2 separate regions of the Mus musculus genome follow, and region 1 is linked to region 2. The links are chromatin loops, found by intact Hi-C in ENCODE. Cell type or tissue: left cerebral cortex. All regions are shown on one strand. Each heading gives the region's core, and the rest is flanking DNA. Links, peaks and the distances in the headings are about the cores only. Region 1 overlaps Usp24 (ubiquitin specific peptidase 24). Region 2 overlaps Gm29838 (a long non-coding RNA gene).

Region 1 (15,284 bases), core at 2,876-10,875, 1.2 Mb after region 2:
TATACAAGAGAAGGTTTGATTATGCATATTTCTCCCCTCATGCTAATACTGTCATTTTAGGTAACAAAACTAATAGAAGATAGTACTCTATCCAAGTCTGTGAAGAATGCTATAGATACAGACAGATTACTAGATTGGCTAGTTGAAAATTCAGTTCTGTCAATTGCACTAGAAGGTAAGTTGCTTTCAAAAAATAAAAATTACTTGACATGTAAATTATTTTCACTTTTAAAAGGTGCAAACATCTTGTTTATTTTTATTAGTCTTTAGTTAATCTTAGGAAATTATTACTGCTTTGCATTAGTAGAGTTGTTATTCACTGCATCTGGTTCCCCTCTGATGTCTCCTCTATTAGGCAACATAGACCAAGCACAATACTGTGATCGAATAAAGGGAATTATTGAACTCTTGGGCAGTAAATTGTCACTAGATGAACTCACTAAAATTTGGAAGATACAAGTAAGTTGAGCAGAATTATTTTTGCCTTTTTCTGATATGTATGGACTATAGGAGAGGGGGTAGGGTGGTGAGGAGTCAGTCAAACCAGAGGGACCTCCTCTGGTCTGTACTAGGTGAGCTATACCTAGTCTGTGAAAGCCGGTGCTCTTCTTACCTGTGGCCACTTAGTTCTGTAGCAGTCAAAATCTGGCTGGAAATAAACTGTGCTAGACATGTCAGACACATGTCAGACACATGTCAGACACATGTCAGACACATGGGCTTGACGCTGGGGAATTGCTTACAAAGCACGCAGTCATGTGGTGCACAGGCATATTTGCCGATAAAATATCCACACACATAAAGAATTTTTTTAAAAGTTTAGAACAAAATAAAAAAAAAAGTGTTGCTAAGATGGAAGATGGCTGGGAGGAATCTACTTTGGGAGGTGCAGACAGTGAAAGTGGAGAGTGCCACTCCCACTAGCAATGCCAGAGCCCCTGCTGGCCCACCAGCCCTGTATTCATTCTCTGAGCCTGAGCCCAAACCACTCCTTCCTCTCCCAGTCCTGCTACTCACTGCTCATCACAGGAAGCTAGCTGACAGGACACTGTGGGAGCACAGTTAGCTGATTCCCCTCCCAGCAGTACAGAGAGGGCTACAGTTGGGCAGGATTACAGAAAAGCACTCCTAGGTCCCTAGACTTTGCTTCCCGTATGTGGCCGCTGGCCTTGGTGAACACCCTCATGTATAATGTTTTCTCAGTATACATTCTGAACCCACAAGAGGTGAAGATTAGTAGATGGGACAGGGGAGGGGGACAGAGACAGAATGAGAATGCCTGCTACATTTAATGAACAGCTACATATCCATAGTGGTTTTGGAGAAAGTTAACTGAACCTACATGACTGAGGTTATAAAATGAGCATCAGTCATTCACAGTAGGGTCTATGCTACTGGCCATTGGGTCAAAAGTACTAGTTGAAGTCATAAAGATTTTATAAGCAACATTTAAAATGGGGCCAATAATACTCTCAACTGAAGCCCTGATCACTACTCTGTAAAAACACTCAATGTATATTTGTCTTGTAATTTTATCAGTTCAAAATAAATCTATTTGAATTTTTGTTGAAAATATTTTATTCTCTTCCTAAAATAAATATCAGGCTAAGAACTTGATTCTTTTGCTTCTTCACATGTAAGAGACTGCTGGGTAGTGCTGCTGGGAGTGGAGGTGTAGCCAGGTGACCATTAGTAACAGTTGCTTTGTGTGACCCTGAACCTCCAGTGTTGTCATGGGAGTGAGTGCTGAGCAGACTGCAGTCACTCTAAGTTGTCAGCAAGACTTAGGTTTAGCCAAGTCCCAATACTTAACTTTCTCCTGGTGTCTCCTTTTTTCTAGTCAGGACAGTCATCTACAGTAATTGAGAACATTCATACAATTATTGCTGCGGCAGCTGTGAAGTTTAATGCAGACCAGCTTAATCATTTGTTCGTCCTTATTCAGAAGGTAAAGTGTAAACTGAGTCCATCCCCAACAGACGCCTTTTAACGGACTTCTCTTACTTTATTAACCTTTTTAGTTCAGATTTTAGCGTTTTTGCTAATTTCACCACCTTGACTGTGATACCTCTGTGTCTTGTCTGTTCTGTGCAGAGCTGGGAGACCGAGAGTGACAGAGTGAGACAGAAGTTGCTGAGTCTGATCGGACGAATCGGCCGGGAAGCTCGGTTTGAGGCCACTTCTGGAAAGGCAGGAAAACCAAATGGATTATTCTAGCTACAAATGCTTGCAACGGTGTGCCTGTGGGCTGGCTCATCATCTGGTGCTATTTCAGGTGTTAGATGTCCTCTGGGAGCTGGCTCACCTTCCCACCTTGCCCAGCAGCCTCATTCAGCAGGCCTTGGAGGAGCACCTCACCATCCTCAGTGACGCGTACGCAGTGAAGGAGGCGGTCAAGAGGAGCTACATCATTAAATGCATAGAAGACATTAAAAGGGTCGGTTGGGCTTTACTCTGACTGCTGTCAGAGCAGTAATATTGTTCTGAGGGATTAGAGCCAAGAAAATTTCCTTCCTATAGTGTAAATTAAGTGGAATGTCCTATTTGGAAACTTTTACCTTAGAATCCAAATTTGGGGCTATAGGTTTTATTTTTACCAGTCACTTATATCTCCCTAATTTTCAGCCTGGAGAATGGTCGAGTTTGGAGAAAAACAAGAAAGATGGATTTAAGGTAAGTATTTCCATATGGAACCAACTAAGGTATTGTAATTTTATAATTACCTTTAGTAAATTGCATCCTACTTGTAAGATATTTTAGTGTTTACTAGACTAATATTAGTCTACAGATTGAGCTTCATGAGCTGTGCTTTATTTAGAACTTACAGCTGTTTACCCTTAAATGGAAAAAAAGTGGTTCCATTGAAAAATAATTTTTATGAAATTGCATGACTTTCAGCATCATTTTCCTTTTAAATTATACATAAAGTATATATAATTTTTAAAGCACATTGAATTCTAAATAAATTCAGTCCCCATTTTTTCCCATGAGGGAGGGAAAGTGAGTATTTGTGGCTAGGAGCAAGCAGGGGAAGGCGCATGTGCTGCTGGTGTATGAGAGGGGCGGTGTTCAGTGCGTCTGACATGCGCACGTGCACGCTTTTGTTCTCATAGCAGCCCTGATCAGAGCCGCAGGCAGCACTCAGGCAGCCCTACACTTACATCCTAGCCATGTAGGGACGACTCTGTTTTTGGAGTTTCATATTAATAACATGGAAACATTTCTGGTAAAAAATAGATAGGGACTTATTAGTGTTTCATCAGCCAGACCTCTCCATGGTTTCCACTGGTGTTCTTCAAAGGAGCTGGAGTACCTCGGGCTTTCATCTGATACCCATAGACACATAGTTCTTGCTAACAAGCTTTGGCGATTTACCGGGCTTTTGTGCACTTCAGTTTATTTGGCTATGAAGTTTAGATGGGAATGTAAGAATGTGGTGTTTCATATTTCTGACATTGAACTTTGAACAGTGGAATTTTAGTGATTTTTTTTTTTTTTAAAAAAGCATTCACAAACTATACAAATAGCGCTGTTACAAACACAAGTAACGCTGGGGTTAAAAGGAATGACGAATGTTTAATGCTTGCTTTCTACTCAGAGTTTAAGTTTTCCAGTTTCCTCTGCTCAGTGACTCACATAATTTAGCAGTCTCTCTTATGATTGAATGGTTTTCGTTGAGTTACTGAAACATATACCCTTCAATAGAATCAATAAAGAAAAGGGACCGCTAGGAAAATACTCTTTTCTTTTAGGCAACAGACATTTTTATTCTTTATAGTTAAGATATGCAGGTTGAAGCTGAAGGGACATTTCCTTCCCTTGAGGGAAATGGCTTTTGAATCCAGAGACTCCTGTGGACCTTTGTTCCTCCCTTGTCCCACTGAGCATCACCAAGCTGTCCTAGTCAAGTGCATTATTGTGTCTTTATTGCTTCTCTTTGCAGTCACTTCATTCGTGTCTGTTGCTTTGTAACAACACAACAGCAAAAGGAAACTATCTGGTCATTTTATGAGATTCGAGAGGAATGGTCTTCCTTTTTATTCCCTGCTGCTCCCAGAAAGGAAGTCTTAGTGCACTGTTGCTCTCCCCATGTAACCATAGCTTGCATTTTATATAGTAGCACTTGCCAGTTTGCTAAGTGCTTCACAGATACTCACAGTGCACTTGCTGAAGGGGGGCAGTGGGAAGATCAAAGCCCCCTGGCAGGGGAGTGAAATATTTACTACCACTAAAGGTGTTTTTCTATGCTATGCCCTTTCCTGCCAGGCAGCAAGGTGGGCTGACTGGGGATTATGTCTCCCTGCCAGGCTACACAGAAACTAAGCGAAGGGTAAGACAAGATCACCCACCTCTTACTCCCCTCCTGCCCTCAGCTACCTCTTCTCCCCCAACTGATTCCCTTCCTGCTGCTTTTGACACTCCAAGTTCCCAAGTTCCACTGTCATATTGAGAAACTCTGACTTTTTACAGATTCTGCCGAGGTCCCCAAAGCTCCCTTGGTCCTCTTTCTTTCCTTTGCTTCATTTATACCCTCCGCTGTCCACCCCAACCCTTTGTCTCTTACTTCACTTCTTATTTCCTTCAGTTAAAAGGTTAAATGTTCCATCTAAGATATAATTACTAAACAAACAGAAATCATGTTTTCTCCAGTAGTAGTGTTTTCATATTCCATAGGCTGTCTGTAGGTCTCCTGACAGCACCTGTCCGACTTCTGGTAAATATTAGTTCCCTCCTCTTCCTCTCCTGCACCCTAGGAAGACACATACTGCTGTACCTTCACAGGTTGAATAAGCCTTGTCTGAAATGCTTGGGACCTACAGTGTTTCCAGTTTTGGAGCTTTTTGGATTTTAGAATGTTTACATAGACTTTGCTGGTTGAGCATCCCAAATTCAAAATAAGAAAAGTTTCAAACATAATATTAACACTCAAAAGAGCTTTCAATTTTAGAACTCAGGTTTTTAGATTTGGAACAGTTGATGTGTTTGTCAGTGAGTTGCTCCTGTTTGTGAAGGATAGAATAGACAGTAAAGCCAGCCAGGCGTCTTCAGTAGTGCAGGTAGTGAAGGGGGAAATTCTGCTTAAAGACTTTCTTCCTTATAAATTTGTTTACTTTATTTCTAGATAAAAATCTAAAACTGCAAAGCAATGCAGATAAGGAAATGGGGGGCGGTGTTCAGCCCTGAGAAGAGAGAAGTCCGTGTGAATGCGTTCTTTAGCTGCCTAGAGGGTAGTCACACGAGAGATTGGAGTACACTTAGGTTTTATGTCTCCTAAGGTACTGCCTGGAGGCCTGCCTTTAGGTGTAAGAAGTCAGTGGGCTTTGTCGTGAGATGTCTGCACAGAAGGTCTACTTGCTGAGGCAGTGAATGTATCCTGGGTTTCATAAGGTGGAGGAGGAGAATGCAAACAGGTTTGCAGCCACCTGGCTGAGCCTCACAGCTTCCTTTGCTGTCACTCTACTTTGGAGAGCACACTAAATTCAGTGACGTCATCAAAGATTCAGTTTACTTTCAGCCATCTTTAGCAATCAGAGGAATTTTCAATTGTTCTTGTAACTTAAAAATATAATACCATAGCTAACCATGGCTAACATGGTTCCTGATTGCTGTCCTTCAGAGAGACTATCAATAGTGATTCTTAAATCCCAACTTACATGGCTATTCTCTTAATTTACTCAAAGTATAATTTCCACTAGCCATAATTGACCTAATTAGTCCTGATACTTTTAAATGTATCTGCGTATTGATAAAGGGTTTAGGCATATTTTTTTTTTTGTATCCTTTTTGGAAGGTATCAGTTCAGATACACAGTTTTCCTCATTGTCTTGACAATTTTGTTTTTAGCAAAAATATTCTGGCTAACTTCAGAAGTAGTTGGCCTTCAATATATACCTTATTTCTATGATTTGAAGATGCCAGAGATTGCAGCCTACATTGTAGAGTTACTGGATTTATAGAGAAGATAAACAGAAACTACCTTTTGGAGTTGAACTTTATTTAGCTCAGTAGAATGTTTACCTGGCATAACGAGGCCTAGTAAGAGTTGCATCATTATCACACATGTTTGCAGTACCAGTACCAGTACTCAGGAGGTGGAGGCAAGAGACTCAGACAGTCAAGATCATCTTCAACTACAGTGAGTTTGAGGCCAGCCATGTTATCTGAGACACTGCCCCAAAACCAAGACAAAAAGTTCATTTTCCCTTTATCGGCCATTGTTAAGACTTACACCAGTAGTTAAATGAAACCTTTTTGTTTTGTTTTATCAATTATGTATAACTTCATGTTTCTACTGTAGTAGTGATTTGGACCACCCTGAAATCTTTGGTATTGGAGTTACTAGGAATAGAGTCTGGGCGTGCACATGTAGGCAAGTGTGCCAACACTGAATTGCATCCCCAGCAGTCCTTGAGGCATACTGAAGCATGGGGAGGTTTGTGTGCTCATCTTCTTTCATGAAAACAACTTTTTCTTTGAGTGCTGAATAGTATAGGTTGAGCAGCTTCTGTGAGTTAGAATACAGCTCAGGGCAAAGATACCAGTGCTGAGTGCAAGAGCTCCGTGCACGGGAACTGTCTCCTGGTAGCTTCTGGCTTTGACAATGACTTGAACTGCTTTGACAGTCACCTCAGGGTAGTTGTGCTATGTCATGGTATGTTTCTGATAACATATAAATAAGTAACCCAAATTCAGGTTTATAGGCCATCCTTGTTTGGTACTACCTATACTAAATAACAGCTCAACTCAGATAACAGGTAGATAAACAAATGCCTTTTTGTATAGGTAAGTTTGTATATACAAAAATAATGGACAGTTATAAAAGCTTACATTTAATGTTTAGTGGCTGGTAAGTGTCTGTTGACATAATTGAAGAAGTATCAAGTTGAGATACTTAAAATCCAGGAAATATGGTATTTGGTAACTTATCTGGCTTACATACTTGAGGTGAGGAGAACGTATCGTTTGGTGGTAGTAATTAGTTTGTACAAAGTAACCTACAGTAGTGGTGTATTTCTTTTAAGACTTCAATACTGTCCTTTCAACAGGGTTTGCATTTTGCAGAAAAGTTTGATAAAATTACTTAAAACAAAAAAAAATTTAGCCTTTTAAATAAATGGTAAGGCTTTAATTGATTAATAATCAATCAGCTGATTAATAGCATTTAATCTGATAGCAATTTTATTATGAAAGCTTATAGTTGAAAAGATGCTATTGATTAAAGGCCAATTGCATGCTTATTAGATTTCTTTTATCTATGACACAAAGATCCAGATTATTGTACCAGTTTCAGAAATAGTATATTTGAAGTGCTTTGAAAATAAAGTGTAGTCTGAGTAAAGTATCCTTAATAATTAATGAAAATAGAAATGGGGTTGGATGGAGTCAGGGAAGTGCTAGAAGTGGGCCCAGGAGCTCGTCCGCACTAAGCCATGTCTACCTTAGAGCTGCACCCAAGCCCTGCACTTAGTTATTAAGGCAGAGTACCTTAAATAGAAAGAGAAACAGGTTATAGTTTCATTAGTACTTAACTCATGCCAGTAATTTGATCAGATTAATTAAAGAAAGCCATATTCTTAGTCCATTTTCCTTGCTAGCCAGGTCAGTGTCAGCTTTGCCATAATTTATTTTTTTGAGTCAACGTGTCTTAGCAGCCCTGTGCACTTAATCTGTCCTCTGAAGTTGCTGATTCCCTGTCTGTTTTTTGCTGATGTCCTCCTGTACATTTACTGTCATTTCACGTCCACTCCTGTTTGCAGCTCTTGGCCTTAGGAAATTGCATGCAGAGTAAGAAGTTGAAGGCTGATTATGCTTGCATGGAGATAAGCTATAAATAAGTAATATGAAAGGGAAAATTATAGAATGTGTAACAGTGAAATAATTGACTCAAACATTTTTTTATAGCTAATAAATGACTGACATTTAGTTGTAAGCTTAATTAATGTAACTTCTTTTTAACTCTATAGTCATCTCAACTTAATAATCCGCAGTTTGTGTGGGTGGTTCCAGCTTTACGTCAGCTTCATGAAATCACTCGTTCATTTATAAAACAAACCTATCAAAAGCAAGACAAGGTAGGAACATACTTATTTTTAATTCTCATGTGTATAGCCTATTGTAATAATTGTAATACGTAAGCGTGGCTAAGGTTGTTGCATTGGTAGTATCTTACCGGCTTACGGTTAGTAATGTCAGTGGGTTTTAATCATTTGGAACTCTTTCAAAGGAGGTCATTCTCTTGATATAGTCCTCCTAACTCTTCTTGATTGCTAATTTGTTAAGATAACTAGGCTAGCTTTTAAGAACATTAATGATAGTCCCCAAATTTGAAAAGATTACAAAATAGAATCTTTTCAATGACAAGAAGATGACTTTGTCTAAGGAGCTGGGTAGAGCTTGCTTGCTTGCTGTCAGGGATGTGGGGTGAGGCCCAGGAGAGCACGTAGGGCGCAGTAACTCTTCACAGAGCCACGTCTCTCCTTGAGGCACCCTTAGCAATGTCTTAGTTCCCTAGTAAAGTCCAGATTGATTTTACTGTCAGAAGTAATCTCATGTTTGTTCTTGCATCTGGGGCTACATTCTAAAATAAGAGCTATATTGCATTAAACAGCAAAATGACTGCAGATTCTCATGCCACTTTCATTTCTGTTTCTTTTATTAAGAGCATTATTCAAGACCTGAAGAAAAATTTTGAAATAGTCAAACTGGTAACGGGAAGCTTACTGGCTTGTCACCGACTTGCAGCAGCCGTGGCTGGGCCTGGAGGCTTAACCGGCTTAACATTGGTGGATGGCCGCTATACTTACCGGGAGGTATCACTCACTGTGTTTGTGTTTTGTGGTTTTCGGGATTGGCTTAACTTTTTCTATTTGAACTGTAAAACAAATATTTGTTGGGTACAACTATAGAAGGGCACCATGAGCAATCTTTGTAATGTGGGAATGGTTTTAAGTCTTAACTATAGTTTCAATATTTTTCTTTTTTTTTCATTAGATTTATTAATTTGTGTTGTATGTTTGTATGTGCACCACATGGGGGTCTGGTGCTCACAGAGGTCAGATGAGGGCGTCAGATTTCCTGGAACTGGAGAAACAGGTGGTTGTAAACCACCGCATGGGTGCTGGGAATTAAACCCAGGCCCTCTGCAATAGCAATAAATGTTCTTACCCACTGTGCTCTCTGTCTCTCCAGTCCTTTACTGTAATTTCAAACTAAGTTTAGAAAAATAGTATTTCTTAAGAACAATTGCTAGCTCTGTAGATCATACATTTGGTTTTCAAATCAATTGATGGCTAATAATATTTTTTTTAAAAAATACCTTAGCTGGGTATAGTGCCTCCCGTCTGTAATTCAGGACTCCATTAGACCAGTGGTTCTCAACCTTCCTAATTCTGAGACCCTTAATACAGTTCCTTATGTTGTGCTGACCACCCTCCAACCATAAAACTATTTTTGTTCCTACTCCATGACTCTTAATTTTGCTGCTATTATGAATCATAATGTAAATATCCTGATACGCAGGATATCTTGCGACCTTGTGAAAAGTTCCTTTGATTCCCCAGAGGGGTCACAACTCACAGGTTGAGAACTGCAGCCATAGACTGAGGTAGGAGGATTGTCGTGAATTCATGGCATATTCATGGCTATATTGGTTGAATTCTAGGCTATTCTAGAATTCAGAGTAAGATCTGCTGTCTACAAAACAAAACAAAAACAAAAAACTACCAGAAATAGAACTTAATTTCACCACTTGTGAATATGAGGGTTCCTTTGAGATTACTAGAATTGAATTTGATTCATATCTACAGTCAACTGACTTTGTAATAAATTTGAGGTTGCTTCTGCTGCATTGAATTATTGGCTGATAAGTCCATTTGTCATATTTACTTTCTCATGAATTACATGACAAGTGTTCTGTGTAAATCTGTTTTATAGAATTTTATTGTAATGTTTCTTTTAGGATGACAGCCTCAAACAAGTTAACTAGTTGCATTATTGCTTTTTTCAGTATTTAGAGGCACATCTGAAATTTCTGGCATTTTTCTTACAAGAAGCTACACTGTATCTTGGGTGGAACCGAGCCAAAGAAATTTGGGAGTGCCTTGTGACTGGCCAGGACGTCTGCGAGCTAGATAGAGAGGTAAGGCCTGGGGTTGTGGGTTAGTGACAATGCACTAAATGCTGCCCTCCTCCGTGTGTCTCATGTCATCTGTGTTCTGCATCCTGTTTGCTATCATTGTGAGTATGTGAACACTGAATGGCGCAGTAGGAACTGTAAGTACTAGGGAAAACATGTCTTAAAAGACATCCATGATAGACATAAGTGTGTGGGCTCTTTGATCGTTTTGTTCAATTTTGGCTACAACACTAAAGCCAACAAAATGAATATCACTGAAGAATTATGTTAGAGTTTAGTTTTCTCTTTTCCTGTGAGATTAAATTTTAGATCACTGCTAAAAAACTTAGTTCCTGAAAATGTTTTATCTCTAGAAATATAAACATGAATCAAGAACAATTACAGTAAAAATGCAAACACTTACTTTAACATTTGCACTTGCTAACAGTGAGTCTTGGTCTCCTCTCATGACAGAATAATAATAGCTACTTCCTAGGCATGTTAAAAGGACTGAGTATGTGGCAGTGCTTAGCACTTGGGCTCGGCAGACAGCAAGGCTTCCCTGAGTACTAGTGGGAGACGCAGGCAGAAGATTCAGCGAGAGGTGTGAGTGCATACTCTCCTGACCAGCAGAAAGACCTGTCCCGTCTGCTTTGGAGCACCCAACATTTCAGGTTCCTGTGTCAGTTGAGCAGTTACAGGAGTGTTAGAAGTATTGAAAACGTCTCTTTACTATCCAGATGGCCGTGTGTTTCTGTCTGCAGTGGATTGTAGTTGGTCTTAGGGCAATTTTTTCTTAATCCACAGATGTGCTTTGAGTGGTTTACAAAGGGGCAGCATGACCTGGAGAGTGACGTCCAGCAGCAGCTCTTCAAGGAGAAGATTCTGAAATTGGAGTCATATGAAATCACTATGAATGGTAGGGAAAACTTACAGTTATTTGCTTTAGATTTTTTTAGAGTGAGAGATTTTATTCTTAACTTTAATACTACTTCTCAGAGGCAGCTGAACAGTTTGTAATTCTCCACCTACATAACTGCGTGGTATTTTACTGAGATTTAAAATAACAGCCTAATAAATGAAATTGCCAAAATATCTTTGTATTCTTTAATAAATAGAATTCATTAAGTAAAGATATATTAATGTACACAATGCTTCCTTTCAGTTACTTCTTTTAGCTGAGTTATTGAGTTCTGTAAAACTCCATTTTGTAAATATACTGTCAGCAACTTTTAGTCTGCACTCAGGTGTGCAGCCTTGACTACTTTCTAAACATTATCACCCCTAAACCCCTAAGAGGAGCCCTGCACTGATTGGCAGCTAGTTTCCAGCCTTCCCTTGCCCAGCCTAATCTCTTTTCCTATGGACTGGCCCAGTTTGGTACAAGTGAAATCATATATACTACTTGGGGCCTTCCTACCTGGCTTCTCTGATTGTGGCGGAAGAGTAATGAGTTCAGAGCACACCCAGGTTGTGGTGTCACTATAGGAGAATAATATTTCACTGTAGGTGTCCCATTATTTTCATTCATAGGTCAGTGAACATTTGTTGCTACCATTTTGAGCTATACATATTCATATAGTAGTTTTTTGTGTTCTCATTTCTTTTGGTTATGAATTTTAGAGTCATATTGCCATGAGATGTAACCTTTGAGAATCTGCCAAACTGTTTTTGCAAAGTAGCTGCACCATTTCCTAATCCCACCGCAGTGTATAGGGTGCCAATTTTCCTCATTGTCAAGACTTCTTATTTATCTGCCTTTTAAAAGGTATCCTGGAGGGTGCTGAGTTATGTCCTGTAGTAATGACTTGTGTTTTCCTGATAATGAATGATGCTGAACATCTGTTCAGACTGTTTTTTTGTCCATGTAAATAGATTCTTTGGAGAAATGTCTAGTTATGATTTTGACTTTGTTTTTTTTTTTTTTTAATTAGACTGTTGTGTTGTACGGGCTCCTTATATACTGTGGGTATTAGCTTCTTATCAGATAGATCGTTTGTAAAAATTTCCATTTTTTTATGTTGTGTCCTTTTCTTGATAATGTCCCTTGAAGCACACAAGTCTTACAAATTCTGATTAAGTCTGGTTTACATGTATTTTCTTCTGTTGTTTGTGGGTAGTGGTTTTGATTTGTCTGGGTTTTTAGGACAGGATTTCTTTATGTAGCCCTGTCTGGTCTGGAACTTACTATGCAAACCAGTCTAGCTCCAGCCCACATAGGTCTGCCTCTGCCTCCCAGTTAAGATTAAAGATGTATGGCTTGCTTGTATTTTTTCAAAGGTGTCTGGGGTTTTTTGAGATGGGATTTGGGTGGGCTGCCCAGGCTGGTCTGGAGATTTTTGGCTCTGGGACTGCAGGCCTGCACTGTCATACACTGCACACCACACTTTAGATGCCTGTTTGAGAAGCCATTTCCAGGAACGCTATAGCCTTTCCTTCTGCTTCACTTTAGACCTTCCCCGATTATCTGTGTCTGAGTGCATGGGTTTGACTGGCATTCTATACTCTTAGGTTTCAACTTATTTAAGACTTTTTTTGAAAATGTGAATCTCTGTGATCATCGGTTGAAAAGACAAGGAGCTCAGTTGGTATGTATCTTATTCTCAACCTAGATACATTGAAATATTTGATGTAACTTGATATTCAGAAGGAAAAAACTGTCTTCTAATGGATTGAAACATAAATATGTTTGTTTAAATAAGGAGGTCTTTTTACCTGCCTACTTGGGCATTAGTGGCAGAGGCTCCCTTGAAGGCCCCGGTGGCTGCATGACTAGCCCTGCCTCTCCCCTCAGCATCTAGGAAGTCTGCCCACTCTTCATCTCTCCCATGTAGAGGCAGCTCTGCACCTGTGGTTATCAGTGGGTTTCCAGGGCATTGGTCCACTAGGCTTCCATGTAGCAATTCCCAAGGGCCTGATAATGAGAAGATGGACATCCTAGGATGTGAGTAGCAAGGACTGCAAGGAGAATGTGGGGACAGACTATGAAGTAGGAAAATGGAGAGCGACAGAGTGCTCCTATTCATATCCGTCCTTAAGACAAAAAGACAAGCATTTGATCTTTTCTAAGTCCCTGGTGTTGAGGTCCTGCTACCTGAAGTACTCAGGATATATACAAGATACTCTTAACTCTGTATCCTGCTATTTCTATCTGAGTTTTGGGAAGGACTGGATCGGGTTCCCAGAATTAGTAGCCTTTTCAGTTTCTGGTTGATTAGCTTCTCTGGGTGGATGTCTGCCTTGTGTCAGGGCTGTCTGGAGAAACATCTCTGCACCTGTCCTGGACGCCATGGAGGGTGCCTGTTACCTCTGGTGGCTTTTCATGTGAGCATTCCATATCAGTGCAGTAGGGGGTTGACCTAATGGTCTTCATTTTGTTAAACAGAAGTTCAGACTCAATAACGTAGCAAAAAATACTGACCTGTGATTTGTAATACTAGTGTACTATTAAGTTTAATTATATACATTTTAATTTTACACAGTATGTAGAAAAGTTGGAGTTGGTAGGAATGGATTTCATTTGGAAAATTGCCATGGAATCACCTGATGAAGAAATTGCTAATGAAGCTATTCAATTAATCATAAACTACAGTTACATTAATCTAAACCCTAGGTTAAAGAAGGTGAGTCCCCAAGGGAAAAAGTTACTCAGACATAAAAATGTAAAAAAAAAAAAAAATTATGTATTTTGTTATTGATAAGTTGTGATCCTTGTTGTATTCCAATTTGATTTATTTTGGTATTTTGTCTTGACTAATGGTTACAATTAAATGCCAGAGTCTAATTTTAATTTCCATATGCTTCTGACTTTCAGGACTCAGTGTCTTTACATAAGAAATTCATTGCTGACTGCTATACAAGACTAGAAGTGAGTAAAAAAAAAAAAATGGTCTTTTAAATGACTTCTTTTCCCCTTTTATAAATGTATGTTTTCAGATAAATGTTGAATGTCGATATTTGTGGCTAGAGACTATTGGAGAATTGATCAAATGTACCATGTCATGGTGTTGGGAATAGGTGTGACCACAGATGTAGTCAGGGGCTAAGTGCTTGCTGTAAATCATGAGAACTACATTCAGAACTAGGGGCTGGCATTGCTGTGGGGGCGTGTAACTCCAGTACTGGAGGCGATTTTCAGGGGGGCTCACTTGGCCAGCAAGCCTAATCCAAAACACTGAACTTCAGGCTCAATGTAGAGACTCTATCAAAAAACAAGGCGGAGGTCAGTAGCTACCTGGTATTAAATTCTGTCTCCACATGCATGAGCTCATGAGTGTACTCATGAACATATGCCCATATGAGTGCCTGCTGACAAACAGACACACACACCAATTACACTCTGTATAAAATCTTACCTTCTCCTACCGGGCGTGGTGGTGCACGCCTTTAATCCCAGCACCCGGGAGGCAGAGGCAGGCAGATTTCTGAGTTCGAGGCCAGCCTGGTCTACAAAGTGAGTTCCAGGACAGCCAGGGCTATACAGAGAAACCCTGTCTCAAAATAAATAAATAAATAAATCTTACCTTCTATCTCATCCCCTCTTTCTCCTGTCTATCTGTCCTAGCTCCCACTTCTGGGACATAAGGAACCATCTATTGTACGATAGATTCCACATTGGTACTAGGATGTCCGTGCTTCACATAATTTATACAATATCTGCTGTTTGAAACCACAACAGGAGACCTAGAAGTAAATGATGTTGGCAGTCTTTGTTAATTAGAAGCCTATGGTTTAATATCATCTCATTCACTTTGACCACCTTAATTCTACCAGGATGCTTAAAGCATTAAAGATTAATGTTCAGTTGTAATCTGTGCTTAAGTTTTATAGCTAATGGGGTATTCCAAAAGTATAAATGCCACTGTCCCCAGATGTTAATAAATTGATCTTCCTCATGGCAAATATGTGCTATTCTGTACTGTATACAATGTTCCTCAAATTGTGACTTCCATACAAATATGTCACCATAAAAGATTCAAATATTCAAGTTCTTCTATGTGGAGTACAGTTTAAGTAAGTATGCACATATCTCAAGTAGCTCTTTTTAATATTTTGGGGTGTGTGTGTGTGTGTGTGTGTGTGTGTGTGTGTGTGTGTGCGTGCGCGCGCGTGTGTTGCATATGTGGAGGTCAGAAGGCAAGGTTTCCTGAAGGTGGTTCTCCTCCTTTCT
Region 2 (15,284 bases), core at 5,173-13,172:
TCTCTGCTTCCTGTGTGTGGACGGAATGCAACCAGCCAGCTCCTTGTTCATCCTAGCATGCTTTTCTCACAACTATGGACTCCAGCCCTCTGGAGCCACAAACTAAATGAAATCTTTCTTCCTTAAGTTGCTTTTGGTCATGGCATTTTACGAGCTACAGGAAAATAACTACTATACATGCCTAGGAAGTCATGATTTAGGGGTTGGTGTGACCATACCCCTTGGCTTGCATGCAGTGCTGTGTATCTAACTAGCAGAAAGTGGGATGCTAGTAACCTGTGGCACGTGATGACATCATAACTAGTCAATTTGTGGTTGACTATGAGCATGTTTTGGAAACTCCGTTTTCTGCTGCGTTTGACCAGTATGGCAGCACAGTAGGTATCAAGACCATGATCAGGAATAGAGTAGGAAAGTGAAAATTTTCCATAACTTTCAGCTTTCTTCTCTGCAAAAGTAGCTTTCTCTTTCACCCTTTGCATAATACCCTAAGCATACTTAGCTGCTGGCTGTGCCTGGTCTGGGTACCAGGTAATCACTTCCTTCATTGGCTGTGAACCAGCTCTGTCCTGGACAACAGAGAGTCTCTGATAGTCCAGTGGGCTCTGCTGTGTTTTCACCAATGAGGGCTACAGCTCACTTCCTTGTCATTTGGGGGTGCTCACCTACAGCCCTAGGCACTCATCTTTTTCTCTGCTCAGGTCACTGGTAATTCTGTACACTGAACTTTTCTGTCTAAATCACTTTGTACTTTTTGGTCCTGGTTAGACTTCTGCTAAAACAAAACCCAGGTCTGACATTTGGCACAGGGAGAGTCTTATGAAAACTAAACAGCAGTGAGAGATGTGGTACTTAGGTCAAATGGGAAAAAATCAGAATATAATGTTTGTATACATATTACGAAAGGATATCAGAAGGGAATGCATAAAACATACAATTGAGCTAATATATGAGGTTGTAGGAAATGAACTAATGACTTCTCTTTTATGTTTCAGAACATGTCTACTTATATACTTCTTTAAAAATGGTCTTACGAAATAAGCTAATAGCTCAGTACCTTTGTTTCCTACCCTGAAAAGTGTAAATTTGTATATCACCTGTCCTTACTGTGAGAATAAACTGATATGCAAAATATTGAAACCATTAGCAAAACAATGCCTGGCCAGTAGTCAGGCATGTCAATTCTTTTCCTGCAGGGCCATTTGTGCGTGGTCATTTATTATATGGTGTTACGTGACATTCATGTGTTCTGGTCAACCTCCAGTCATAGTGGGGAACCACACGCACAGATGAACCAGTGTACATGTTTACAGTTTGGGGGGGGGGGGGTTGAAAACCACATGAAGATTAGAAGGACCTGAAGTGGGCGTATAAGGCCAAGTTTCCCTTTCCTTATATTTTTGTTGAAGCAGAGTCTTTTCACTGAAAACAGAACTGACAGTGTGGTGTGCTGGAAAGTGGAATGGATCGAGAACGAGATTTGAGAGGTTTTTTTTGTTGTTGTTTTTCCTCTACTTTAATCAAACCCCTCAGATTCTCTAGACTAGTTTCCTGCTAATAGTGTGAGATGGTGTAAGATGCCATCACCGTCTTGCCAGTTCTATGAGTTGATGGGTTTTGTGCACTTAAAAAATAGTTTGGAAGCTGGAGAGATGGCTCAGTACTTAAGAGCTCTTGCTGGTTTTCCAGGGGACCCTGGCTCAATTCCCAGTACCCAGCAGGCTCACAAACATTCATAATTCCAGTCCCAAGAAAGCTGATGCCCTGGCACCTCTGTGGGCACTAGACACAAACATGGTGCACATGTATGCATGCAGGCAAGATACTCGCATGCATATAATAAAAATAAAATATAAAGGAATAATTTTGTGAGGTGCCTTCTTTCTGTGCCCAAAGTGATCCCTCAGACTAGTTTTGCAGCCTGTGAATTAGAGAGGATGTTCAGACTCTATTTCCTGTCCCTCACTGCAGAGGCAATCAAGTAACCCAGAGTCAGAGGAACAAAGCCCAGGAGGAGTTTACACAGCGTCCCAGCTTCCCAAATGCAGATCATTGGTTGCTGTTGTTGGCTGACAGGAACTCTGAATCACACTGGAAACTCTAGGCCATGATTGTGCATACACTTGCCTGATTTAAAATACTGTCACATGCCTTCCGTCTTTTGTCTGTATTCTAGAAATCGGAGCATTTTGATTAGCAAACGTGAAGGCTTTATGTCCATTACAGAAGGTAAGTCCCACTGTGATGTTGAGTTGTAAAATGTTTACCTTCATAGGCACGAGGCACTGCAGGACCTACTCTACCTCTCACTTAAGAGACAGAAAATGCAGCAACAGGGAGGTGACTTAACCTACCCATGATTACAGCCATGAGCAGGTTGGGGAGTCTGACCTCATCTCTGAACCTAGGCAACATGAAGGGGAATTAAATCAGCCATTTAGTTAACTTGAGGACATGTACCCTCTTCCAAAGAGAACTCAGAGACACGTCCATTGAAAGCTAAGTTCTCAACACTGGGCTTACAATTATGTCCTCTGATTCCTGTCATAAGTTAGAGAAAGTGGAACAAGTACTGAAACAACCTATATAATTACTGTTTATTCCTGAAGAACAATCTAGAAAGAATGGTCCAGGGCAGAATAGAACTTTTTTTTTTTTTAAAGATTTATTTATTATATATAAGCACACTGTAGCTGTCTTCAGACACACCAGAAGAGGGCATCAGATCTCATTACAGATGGTTATGAGCCACCATGTGGTGCAGTCCTTGCTGCCTGCGAAGACAAGAATGACATGGACACCATGGTTCACGCAACAGTTTCTTCTTTTACTTGTGGCTTTTTTCTTACAGCTCTCTCCACTTCAGCAAGGGCAACAATAACAACAACCCTCCTATATTCACGCTGACTGACCTCATCTCGCTCTACCCCACCTCATCCAATAAGAAATCACACACGCTCCAGCCACAAGCTCAGGTCATTCACCGATAGGCTGACAGGTCCGGATCACAAGGAACAGTCCAGCCTGGCAGGCAGCCCACGCGTGCAGCTCCATTGTGCATGCTCAAGCAGGGCAGTAAACAAGTGGGGTTCAAGAGGCCTGGCAATGGGCCAGGGTGCCATCTAGGCCCATGTGGCCACACTGGCTTCCTGCAACCATGTGGTTGCTGGGAATCGTACTCAGGACCTCTGGAAAAGCAGTCAGTGCTCTTAACCCCTGAGCCATCTCTCCAGCCCCAGAACAGAACTTTTTAAATGAACTTTGAAATACTTATTTTTGCTTGCATGCCTGCAGGCTAGGAAATTAGACAAAATATTTTCCCCATGTTCAATTATAAAATACATACTGCAGTACCATATACTCAATCAACAAATGAATAAAATGAATTTATATATTATAATAAAGAGACTTCTCTTTTATTTTGTAAGGGATAAATCAGTTTTTTATTCCTCTAAGAGGCTGGAGGACACCTTGATCAGTTTACGTGACCTTTCTTTTTTATTGCTGCCTTTAACACTATGAGTTTTTCCCAGTCCAGTCATCAGGGTAACCAAGTGTAGTTTTTTCCTCAATAGGTGCTGAATGGGGTTTCTTTCCCTTCTGCTGTTGCTCCATGTGTTTCTTGCCTCTATACTCTTGCTGGCCTCTTCTGCTCCTCGTGTAGAGGACAGAGGAAGGGTCTTCTCCTGAAGCCCTCAGATATTTTAGCTCCGTACCTCCCATCACCACCACTGATAAAACAAAGGTTTTCTGTCTATCCCTGGATGCTCTAGAATGTTCTCTATAGACCAGGCTGACCTCGAACCCATGGCTCCACCTCACTCTGCCTCTTGAGTGCTGGGATTAAAGGCTTGGGTCAGGGCCACCACTGCCTGGTTTGTTGTCTTCACTGGCAGGAATGAAACACATTTGATAGTGATTCCGTGTCCTGCTTTGGACAATTCCTGTCCAAAGGATCCCCTTAAGTTAGAACCCTTCTTAGAAGCCTTAGACTCATGTGTCTTCTCATCTTTTCCCTCCGGCTGAGAATGGCCCTTTGCCTATCTCCTCTTGTTTAAACAGCGTTCTGCTATATTCTACATAGTCAAATTTAAAATTGACTTCCTGTTTTGCCACAGCACTAAGACCCATAAAGAATAAAGACTCATTGATAATGAGTCTTTCACGGGACAAATTTCTATTCATAAGACTTAACATAACACACGTGTCCAATAGGTAATTATACAAATGAGTGGCTAGATCAATGAAACACGGTTTTAAAGAATGCATTGTGGCTGGCTGGGCATGGCACATGACTACTAAGGCATCCCAGCTACTAAAGTGGTTGAGGTGCCAGGATGACAAGTTCAAGACCAGCTCTGGCAACTTAGGAAAACCTTATCTCAAAATTATTTAAAAGAGGACAAGAAACGTGGCCTGGTGTAGAGTGCTTGCCTATTAACCATAAAAGCACACACAATAAGTACCTCATGCTTGAAAAGTGTAGAAGCAGTTCTTGGCTACTTAGTGAGTTCTTTTTTCTTCTACCTTTCTCCACCCTTTTTCTTCCTTTTCATCCTCCTAATAATAAATAGGAGATAAAAAGGATAGAGGGGAAAGGGGTGACATTATTGTTAGACTACGTCTTGCTGATGAGGGATGGCAAGTTCCTTCTTCACCATCAGGATTTCTAATTTCTTTTTTTTGTTTGTTTGTTTCTTCTTTGCACATGATGGCTTAACAAACCTCGGCCAACAGCAAATGAACCAACAACAACCACCCGCCTATCTGGGATCTAGCATTTATATACGTTGGAAAAGTCCCCAGAATTCCAAACATTGCATAATTGCAGAAACTATCTGCAGCTGGCAGAATCACACCCCTGCTAGAGCATGAGGCAAATCATAGTCAGCTGCTGTGGCCAATGTAAAACAGCCCCATACCCCACCTCTAGGAATAAAGTGAAAGCATATTCCCATAATACTTGTGTGCTTTTCAAAGATATTAAAACTCTTACTACAGTAGAAATCCACATATTTGAATATATAAATGTAAATATTTGCATATCACTTTTAGACATTATAAGTTATTTGTTGGGATGTATCTTTTTTTTTTCTTCTGCTTTATCTGTTTTGAAACCCTTAGGTTAGGGTTAGGTTCTGGGGATGTGTCTGTTAGTGACAACGCAGTGACTGAACTCTTAGATCATGTGTGTGATAACAATCACCATCCTCAGGAAAACACAACCTCAGAGTCCACCCAGGACCACAGTCAGCAGGCAGAGTATTGGAAATACCACAGTAGGTGTGGCGCCCTGTGATGAAGGACTTGGAGAGGAAACCAGTGGCAATGTGATATAAACTTTTGTTTACCCTGAATAGTACCTATGTAATCAGAGGATAAAGAATTGCTAGTTGTTAAAAAAAAAAAGAGAGAGGTTTTGTTTTGTTTTGTTTTGTTTTTTTTAAACTCATGGTAGGGAAGCAACCACAGGAAAGACATCATGGAGCATCAAGGATACATAGAACACTTTCTGTTTTCATTGCTTGGTGGATGAAGATAAGGTGAAGAAGCCATCCAAACCTAGCAAAGGGCCAAGGACATGATGTCATCTGGGAGCCCAGTTTTCACTGCAATAAGCATTAAGAGGAATATTCAAGACTGTGGGAAGATTTCAGCTACCATCTTGCATGAGCCCCATTTTAAAGCTGAAGAACCTGAGGCAGAGGGTGGGAAATATATGATACATACCCAACCTCACATCACCAGTGGAAATGACACAGAGCAATAGGCTTCCAGATTCTACATAGCTTTAATTGACAACCAGCAGCACACAGACCAGGGCAAAGATACTACTCCACTCCATGAGATGCCTACAATGGCTCCTTATACATAGCAGGCACCACTAATCATCCACTGAATGGATTTTTTAAAAATACATTAGTATTAGCTGTTTGATGTTATCAAGAAAAATTAAGTGATATCTATAATATAGATCTAGCTGTCTACATGCCATCCAATCACTCAGCTGTCTAAAAGATTGTTCTAGATTTAGCATGTCCAAACAGTTCCAGCCCTCCACTACCCAGATCAGCTTCACTTCAAAGGAATCTTTCTCCTTCATGTTGATGGCAACTCCTTCATCATCCTGGTTACTAAGAATAAAATGTCATGAATTACCTTTGATGTTTCCTGTTGGTTCTACTTTAAAAATACACTCAGAAACTGACCACCCTCCCAAACTTCTCTCCCTGCCTAACTCAATTCATAGCCATCTTTCTCTTCATTAGTACAACAGTCTCCAGAGTCCTGGTTTTCACCTTTGCTCATACCTAGTGTACTAAAAAAAAAAAAACAAAGAGTGATTCTTTTAAAGCAAGTCAGAACAGCCCTCTTTTGACTCATCTAAAGTAGGCTCACATTTCACTCAGAAGAAGGAAGGGCTAACAGCATTGTTTATAGTTCTCAAGAAGTGGAAACAATTTAAAACTCTCCATATGAATGTATAAACAAAAGTATATCATATTTGTTTGGCTAAATAACATACAGCAATGAGAAAAAGGGATGTGCTGACATACACTAGGACTTGGATGGGCCTTTAAAGCATTATAAATGAAGAGAGACAATGGCAAGAGGCCACACAATATAACTCCAGTTACAGCAATTTCAGTACAGGAGAGTCCTCACAGAAGGTACATGAAAGTGACTGAGAATTCGAAAGATGGGAGAAAAGGTCAGTGAACTCTGCCTGAGGAGGGGAAAAGTGAGAAAAGAATAGTAGAGAGAAGAAGAGAAGAGGGGAGGGAGAGAAGAGGGGAGAAGGAAGGAGGGGAGGGGAGGGGAGGGGAGGGGAGGGGAGGGGAGAAAACATAAAACAGAAGACATGGAACTTCATGCAGAGACAAGACAAAGGACATAATTCATGGGGGGAAATTGACTGTGCTGGAACACAGTACATGGTGAGATGAATCTCTCAGGCCATGGCTGTGCTCTTTAATCTAATGAACAATGAAGAAGCAGGCTTCCATATGTGAAAATACTCATTCCACAGTGTCAAAAGTATCATGACCTCTCCCTGAAGTCTTTGTGCATGGCGACACAAGTCCTTCATATATTCACTCATACTTTTGTTTTTCTTCTAATTTATTTATCATTTACTGAGTGGTAGATATTAGAAACAGATAATCAGGGGGAAGGGAGGGAATGGGGTGGGAACAGAGGCAACAGAGAGGGGGGAGGGGGAAGGGGGAAGTGAAGAACTCTTGGAGCAGTAACCAGGAAGTGGTGCAATATTTGGTATATAAATAAATAAAACAATTTCTTAAAAAAAAAAAGAAAAGTAACCATTCAAAGAAACTACAGGTGTGGGGGATTTGTAAAGGAAGACATGAATATATGAATACATACTATTAGAATGTTTGGTGACAAGGTCAATGGAATGTGTGCCAAGGTTAAAATTTTTTGTTGCGACAACAAGGATTTTCAAGAAAGAAAAGAAAGAGATAAGCAAGGAGTTGGGTGTGGGGCATGGGGTGGGGGTGGAGAATCCCTCTATTCTAGGAGAGTTTGATGTCTAGTAGAGGAAGACAGGTTTAAAAATCTAATAAAAAATGCAGGGCCAGCTAACCTCTGTGAGAAGATAGACTGGGGAGGTGTGGGCCTGGTCATAGAGTGGACATTCAAGGCATAGGCTCCACAACGTGTCCCTGTAATCCTGCAACCCACTTTTGATCATCCAAGATTTAAGGGAACTTTTATTCCCTTAAATAAAAGTGGACTGGGGGAGATAATGATGTGTAGCTTCCCAGTGGCTTAGGCTTGGGAATGCTGTAACAGTGGCTTAGGACATGAGAGATGAGTGGCCATGTTGCTGTCCTCAGTTCCTTCAAGGGTCTTTGGAAGACCCCGTTGCTTATCTCTGCCAGCGTCCTGGATCTGGATCGTTCCTGCCGGCCACACTCCTCCCATCTCTGCCTCTGCCTTGTGAGCTTCCCAGTGTTCTCATGTCTTTGCTTTAGTGCTAGCTTGTCTCTCAGCACTGGTGGATCAAACTCAAGGCCCTGTTCTTCCTAGGCAAGTGTCCCACTGCTGGGCTACAGCCCAGCTCCTCTCTATCTCTTGTAAGGACACAGTCATTAGATTTAGGCCCCACAAGACCCTTAATGCAACTGTATCAGAAACAATCACACCTCCTGTCGTTTCCAAGTAAGGAAATTTCATAGATTTTTGGATGAACTTCTTATCTTTCTTAGAGGTTACCTTTCAGTTTGTTATAATCAATAAAAAATCTGAAGTTTGGACTAGAGAGATGGCTCAGTAGTTAAGAGCATCCACTTCTCTTGCAGAGGGTGTAGGTTCAATTCCCAGTACCCACACGGCCTCACAGCAGCTTGTACTTGGCCATGACTCTAATTTCAGGGGATTTGATGCTTTCTTCTGACCTCTAAGGGCAATGGGCACACATATGATGCATATATGCATATCCAGGCAAAACGTTCAAACACATAAGATAAAAATAAATAAATCTGGAAAAAAATATGAAATTCTCCTTTGCTTTTATTAGGAACTTTCTCACACTCATACTTTTTCCTTCCAGGGTAAAAGATTGCCTTTCAGAAGTATGTGTGTGTGTGTGTGTATGTCTCTCTGTGTGTGTATCTGTGTATCTGTGTGTGTGTGTGTGTGTGTGTGTGTCTGTGTGTCTCTGTGTGTGTGTCTGTGTGTGTATGTGTATGCTTGTGTGAATTCAGGATCTATGTAGAACTAAATGAAGCAGATAAGTGACCTAAGGTAGAGATGTTCATGTGACCGTAGCAATTATTAATGTGATCCAAGTCCATGGTTAGTTTGACTTTTATTGTGGACTTAGAATGACAAACTAGGTTAATTTTCTAGAATAATTATTTTCTGTTTGACCATACATCAAATTGCTAATATAATCAATGCTAACACTCTGAAAAACTTGGACATTTCCCTGTCTTGGCCCTTTCCCCATACGTAGCACATATAGCCAGGTTGCACAATGAGGCTCAGTGAATAGCTGTCGAGTCCGAGACTAGAAGAGATTTGATTCAATACAGGAGCATAGAGAAAAGGGCCAGGGCACACGCATGTCATAGTTGCACAAGGTATGGTGATCGTTTGATACCCAGAAACAAAAGTACTGACCTTTGACCCACATCCCACTCAAAACTCAATACCAGAGGGATTATAGACAGCACAAGATGGAGACAATACAACTAGCAGAGTAAAACAAAGGGGATGTAGTGCCTTAGGCAGAGAGTTCTTACATTGGTACAAGGCATTAATGATAAAGCGATGGATAAACTGGTACTCATTAGAATGAAGAACCTAGGTTTATAAAATACACTGGAACTTGGCAAGTTATGGACCAGCAGCTAAATTAAGCCTGCCACATCCCAGCGAGCAGCTTGTGAAGTAAGAATAGTTTTTCTATTTTTATGTAGGTGAAGAAATCGGAAGATGGTATTTCGTAATATGTGAGACAAGAATGACATTCTACTTTAGCGTCCATAAATTGGATTGAAACATAGCCCAACTCACCCGTCAAGCTTCCTCAATGGAAGACGTTCTAACTGCTGTAGTAGTACCGTGGGAGAGTTGGCTAATTGACACAGAGATCATACACCCTGCAAAGCCTAAAATAGCTACTATTTGGCACTGTTTAGAAAAATTCTGCTGACTTCTAAAATGTAGAATCAAGAAAGTACAAGGATAAGTTACAGATAGGGGAACTATATCCTCCATAGAGAAGATATATAATCCCTAAGAAAACATTTAAAGGAGGGACAGACACCTTGAATATGCATCTAACTAAAGAATATAGACAAATGTCTATTGAGCACATAACACAGTGCTCTTTAGAAAAATGCCTATTAAAACCACAGTGAAATACCCATATATACCCACCAGAATGGCTAAACTCCAAAGGTCTGACAATATCACATGCTGAAGACACAGCCAGGTAGAGTATGAATTGGTGTAGCTATTCTGAAACACTCTGGAATAGTATTTATTACATGGAAATACAGTTATCCTGTGCAGGTTACCTAACTGAACAAGAATATCCCTCCTGCAAGATGTGTGCAAGGGGGGGGGGGGGGCTCATTAGCAGCCTTATCTATGACATATTACAAATAGAAATAACCCAATTTGGGCTGGAGAGACGACTCAGTGGTTAAGAGCACTGATTGCTCTTCCAGCGGTACAGAGTTCAATTCCCAGCAACCACATGGTGGCTCACAACCACCTGTAATGGGATCTGATGCCCTCTTCTGGTGTATCTGAAGACAGCTATGGTATACATATACATATAAAATAAATAATTCCTAAAAAGAAAGAAAGAACCCAATTTAAACAAGTAAGTTATGACCAATCAGGAAGTAAGACAACATAAAGTAAGTGAAAAAAGAATGACGTATAGCACCAGGCGTGGTGGCGCACACCTTTGAACCCAGCACTCGGGAGGCAGAGGCAGGTGGATTTCTGAGTTCGAGGCCATCCTGGTCTACAAAGTGAGTTCCAGGACAGCCAGGGCTATACAGAGAAACCCTGTCTCGAAAAAAACAAACAAACAAAAAATGACGTATAGCTCCACAAAAGAATTTGGATGGTCCTTTCAGACATCATATTGAATAAGGTAACACAGGGACATTATCCTCATGTATACTGGATACTGGTTGTACGAGGTTCAACTTTGGTGAAGGATCATTAATTGGGAAGTGGCTAGGGAAGCGATTGAGGTGTTTGATTTGGATGTAGTTCGTGGCCAGGCACATATTTATATAAAAGCTACTAGTGTAAGAATAACAAGTCAACTTAAAGGCTCACAACTAATTACTCTCACAGCATAGCACAGGTGCATTTTTCTACAACCAAAGACTTAGACGTGTGAAAGATCAACCAGGATGTGTGTGAGGTAGAAATGTGTTGTGTCTGTTTCTGTGCACTTAAGCTGTGACACACCTTTCCAGCCACGCTGTACAATCATGGTTTGTATGCACCGTGGGCCTTTCTCTTGTGCCCCTGTGTCGAATCATGACTCCTCTCATCATGACTGGTGCTTGAAGCCTTGTCATTTTACATGTGAAGCACACACTTTGATTTATGTCTGAGATTATCGTCTGTCCTAAGAAAACAACCAATGCCTATAAAGGATGCAACCCCAAGCTCTGGTACGTTTATCCTCGAGTCCTATGGGGAGTCCTAACACAGCACGGGTGCTCAGAAAACCATGGTTGGTGGTGAAACAGTGATAAAATACATGTATGTATACAATGAGTAATTATGCACGCAGAAATGCAGTGAGTGTGCCTATTTGTGAATTCATTGGTCACATGGACACACATGTGCACACGATCATCCACCACTTCCTCTCGGACAAACACAAATAAGCAGTCACGTCAGGAACACTTATCTTTCTCCTTATATGTTTGACAGAAGGCAAAGGTTATTCAGTGTTGGTTACTGATTAAAATCTTGATGTCTCCTCTCTTCCTGGGTTCAAGTCTGGGACTCAGCCCTTGGCCACCTTCAGCGGGTTTCTTCACCTCTCTGTGCTTAGCAATCTCATTTTTAACATGGAAAAAATTTGCTCCTGTGGTTGTTTAGAATTTAAGATGAGTTCATGGGTATTATAGCCAGATGCTTAAAGGCTCCATGAAGGTAGGAACTAACCTGGTCATTTGCTGGTTTAGTCTGTTTGACTCACCACAACATCCCTAGTTCCTGGAAGTGTTAGGAGCATACATAGCAGACATCCTTTAGATATCTAGCAAATGAATAACCAGTATCCCAATCTTCAAAACCTACCTATTCTTCTTGCTTGCCCATTGTTCATACATCACAGAATAATTCCAGCCATTCCTCAGTCTCCAATTGCAATTTACTCCTGGTATCGTATGAGCATTTTCCCGCAGTGTCACAAGGTGGCAGCATGAGTCTCCTTTTGAGAGAGCAGAAGGCTGCTTTTACCCGTGTCTTGAACAAGCTTGGCAGTGCCTTCATTTACTAGTTTCTCAAGTAGGCCTGCACCCCTGGCTTTTGTTTTTGCTTCCAGTACTAACTGTGTGGAGAAGGTAACGTTTTCTCTTCGCAGCTCTAACTTTGAGCTAAAGAAAAGAGTACTGTTTGTAGAGAGGCAAGAATGCTAATGTGATTCCAAAGTTGTCTCACAGCGACCCGGTTTGATATTCCAAAACTCTCCTCCTATAACAACAACCTGCCTGACAAATGATGGACACAGATCTCTTGTCTCAGAGACATGATGTCAAACGACATTGTGATCTTACCATCCTGCAAGAAACAACAAACCAATTAAAGCCGCGTTTCCTAACAAAAACAAAGGGAGGCCAGTTCTGCAAGAGAGCTCGCAAAGCCTTCTGGGGGAACCGCTGGGCGGAAGCAGAAATCTCTGAGCATCTTCCAGAACGGGGTCTGGTGGGATGAAGACAATCTTGATTTAGAAATGAACAAATCTGGCTTCAAACAGGACTTCAGGATTCTCCTTACCTCAACCTAAGCAAGCTCTCCTCCTTCCAAGATTCGGTTCCTGCCTTTTTGTTTGTTTGGTTGGTTGGTTTTTGTTTTGTTTGTGTTTGTTTCGAGACAGGGTTTCTCTATGTAGCTCTGGCTGTCCTGGAACTCACTTTGTAGACCAGGCTGGCCTCGAACTCAGAAATCTGCCTGCCTCTGCCTCCCAAGTGCTGGGATTAAAGGCATGTGCCACCACTGCCTTTCTAAAGCAAGCATAACACTCTCCTGCGTTCAGAGGAAAGGAGAGACATTTTTCTGTAGCGTGTACAGCATGGCCGACTTTGCTCTGCATGAGCTAATGTGAGAATCGCTTTCACTTTATCTGTTAGAAAACTGGTTCCATCCAGTTGAATAGGCTTGCCCAGATTTTCCCATCAGTAAAATAGGGCTAATGAGTACTGAAGTCACAAATAGTATTCATTTAATGCATTGTTTATTATGTTTGCAGTGCTGGGGCCAACTGAAGGCTTCCAAACATTCATTTGCTTATTGTGAACCACGTGGTTTCAGGTGTGTTCTTTTAGTTTTCAAAACTTCTTGGAGTCTTCCACAGAAGAAAAAAAAAATGACCTACCTCATTGAAAAGTTTCAAGGGAAGTAGAGTCTGGGCTGGTTCCTCTGTTTGCATCAGCAGAGACCAGATTTTCTGACCCACATCTCTGCTCCTTCCTGCTTTGGCCAAGGAGGATAAGTATGGAGTTACACAAGATATCACATTCAGTGTTCACAGGGGCAAGCCAGCAGCTTTGAGTAGTACATGCTGGAGGAGGTAGAGTGGCTCGGCTTTGAAGAACCTGGATAAACCGGCACTCTCTAGCCAAACTATGTCTTCTTAATTTTCACAACTTAAAACATGGACTCTGGCTTTTTGAGTACAACTCTGTAGTGTCGTGGCTGCTACTCTCTTCCTTCAAACACTTCCAGAGCCAATTCATATCTGTTCTTCAAAAAAAATAAAAATGATTAATTAGGTATTGGGGGTTAAACTGATTAAGTAGATATTAGGGGAGAGAGAGAGAGAGAGTTATGAGGTAACTGAGAGATCCTAGAAATGAAGGCTATTAAACCTCTTGGGAGGGATCGGTTATTTGAGAATGACATGTTGCCACACATACGAAGTTACTCTTAGAAGGGCGTTTATCCCTGCTGATGTGATAGTTTTTACACAGCCATGCTAGTGAAGTGGCTGTCATTTTAATGTGTGAGTTTTGGTAAGCTATGTTTACCAGGAATTTTAATGACTTAATGACTTTGAAATGACACCATTGTAAACTATCATCAGACTGGCTTCACTGAGGTTTATTTGCTGGTAAAATGGCTCAGCGTCAGGTGTAAAGCTAAGGAAAGGGAGGACAGGACAAGGGGGACAAACTAGAATGAGGAAAAAGAGTAAAGTCAAAAGGTTTTCGGCTGTCTGGGGCCTTACCTGCTCTCGGTTGGACGGGATGCTGCTTCTGACTGGCAGCTGACATGTCCGCTCCTTGTCCGTCTCATTGTTAGCCAGTTCCAATGGGAGTTAAGGCTGCTTTGTTTATCTAAGGAATTACCTAAGGAATTAGGCTGACACTGTATTTTATGGCTTGTTCAAGTCAGTCTTAATGAATATTTCAAATATTCTGTTCCCTTGAACGCTATCCAAATATAATCTTGTTTGCAGAGAGCTACACCTATCACTTAACAGCACAATCCAATCCTTTAGTGAGGAGAGCCCTGTAAGTAGAAATAGAAAGCTTTTATTTAAACATTCATTTATCTTTTTTGTTGTTGTTGTTGTTTTAGTCTGCTTTTGGGATAACAGATTTTTACCTTTCCTAATAAGTGATTGAGGTTAAGCCAGAGAACCTTAATATAAAATAGATTCCTTGAACCGAAGCTAGTGTGGGCTAAAGTTAGCAATCTCAGTAATTTGTAAAAACAGCAATGATGGCTCAGCTATGGTTGGAGAAAAGCTGGGCTTTTAAAGTGCATTTGTTGTTAATGTAAGTCATCTTCCAGAGGAGGAGGAGGAGCAGGTAGGTTGGACTAGCTGAGCTCCACTCAGTTGTGTCTTGGGCAGTGGTTTTCACTGCTGCTCCTTCAGATCTCTAAGACAGGCTTCAGGGTTCAGGCCTTGAAGCAGCAAGTTATGGCCACTTGTGCAAGGGAATGAAGCCGGAGTGGGAAGTGGGAGCGCAGATGCTGGAGGACCCAAGGTGGGCGGCAGGTTAGAGCAGGCGGCAGAAGCTGCCTTTCTGTGCTGATTGGAATTCTGAAGATTTGGCACATTGAATTTCAAGGAGGTTTCTGCACGTGAAGAAGAGGATTGTGAGCATGGAAGAACCTCGGGTACCCAGAATTCCTTTTAGAGTGCTGTTAATTATAACATTAGCTTCGCATTGTTGCTGCTGTTTTCCCAGGTGAGGCTGTGCTGCTTCTCCTGAAGGGGGTTTCAAGGAACTTCTCTTAGATGCCAAGGGGCCTCACCTGCTCTCCTTTGATGGGCGGGATGCCTCTGATTGGCAGCTGACACGTCCGCTCCAGCACTTTCTTGGTGCATCTTGCTTTCAGAAGACAGGACTTTGCCTTTCCTTGCCAGTCTCATCGTTAATTAGGTCCAATGTGGGCTTAATTCAGCATACCTCAAACCCTGAGCACTACAGAGGCTCACTGAGGATAATCAACGGTCCCACGTCAAAGGCCATTTACACAAATGACTAGTTTTTGTTAACTGACACCAAGTTAGACTGAGTGTTGCACGAGTGGCCTAGGCG

What was found. Hi-C counts contacts between places; a loop is a spot of excess contacts. Peaks named below come from ENCODE experiments on the same cell type or tissue, not always from the same donor. Only the 100,000 strongest peaks of a DNase experiment are listed, where the experiment ranks them.
Region 1: a loop joins it to region 2, with 6 times the contacts of the local background. A loop is called at or near these places in 13 of 42 quality-filtered maps.

The regions. Positions count from the first base shown.
Region 1 is chr4:106,360,063-106,375,346 of GRCm38, forward strand. Usp24 (ubiquitin specific peptidase 24) reads left to right here. Exons shown (of 68, transcript NM_183225.2): 11 at 61-175; 12 at 356-459; 13 at 1,841-1,948; 14 at 2,095-2,190; 15 at 2,276-2,437; 16 at 2,626-2,673; 17 at 7,965-8,072; 18 at 8,661-8,810; 19 at 10,007-10,138; 20 at 10,922-11,033; 21 at 12,626-12,702; 22 at 13,597-13,737; 23 at 13,929-13,982. Among named protein-coding and RNA genes, the nearest start is that of Gm40218, 43 kb to the left of the region's middle. In left cerebral cortex, for the core only: no CTCF peak of the experiment used is centred there; no DNase peak of the experiment used is centred there.
Region 2 is chr4:105,140,173-105,155,456 of GRCm38, forward strand. It overlaps Gm29838 (a long non-coding RNA gene), which reads right to left. Exons shown (of 2, transcript XR_376486.3): 1 at 13,961-15,284; 2 at 12,951-13,471. Among named protein-coding and RNA genes, the nearest start is that of Gm29838, 8.9 kb to the right of the region's middle. In left cerebral cortex, for the core only: a CTCF peak has its summit at 11,914 (motif pointing right); DNase peaks (open chromatin) are centred at 9,425 and 11,936.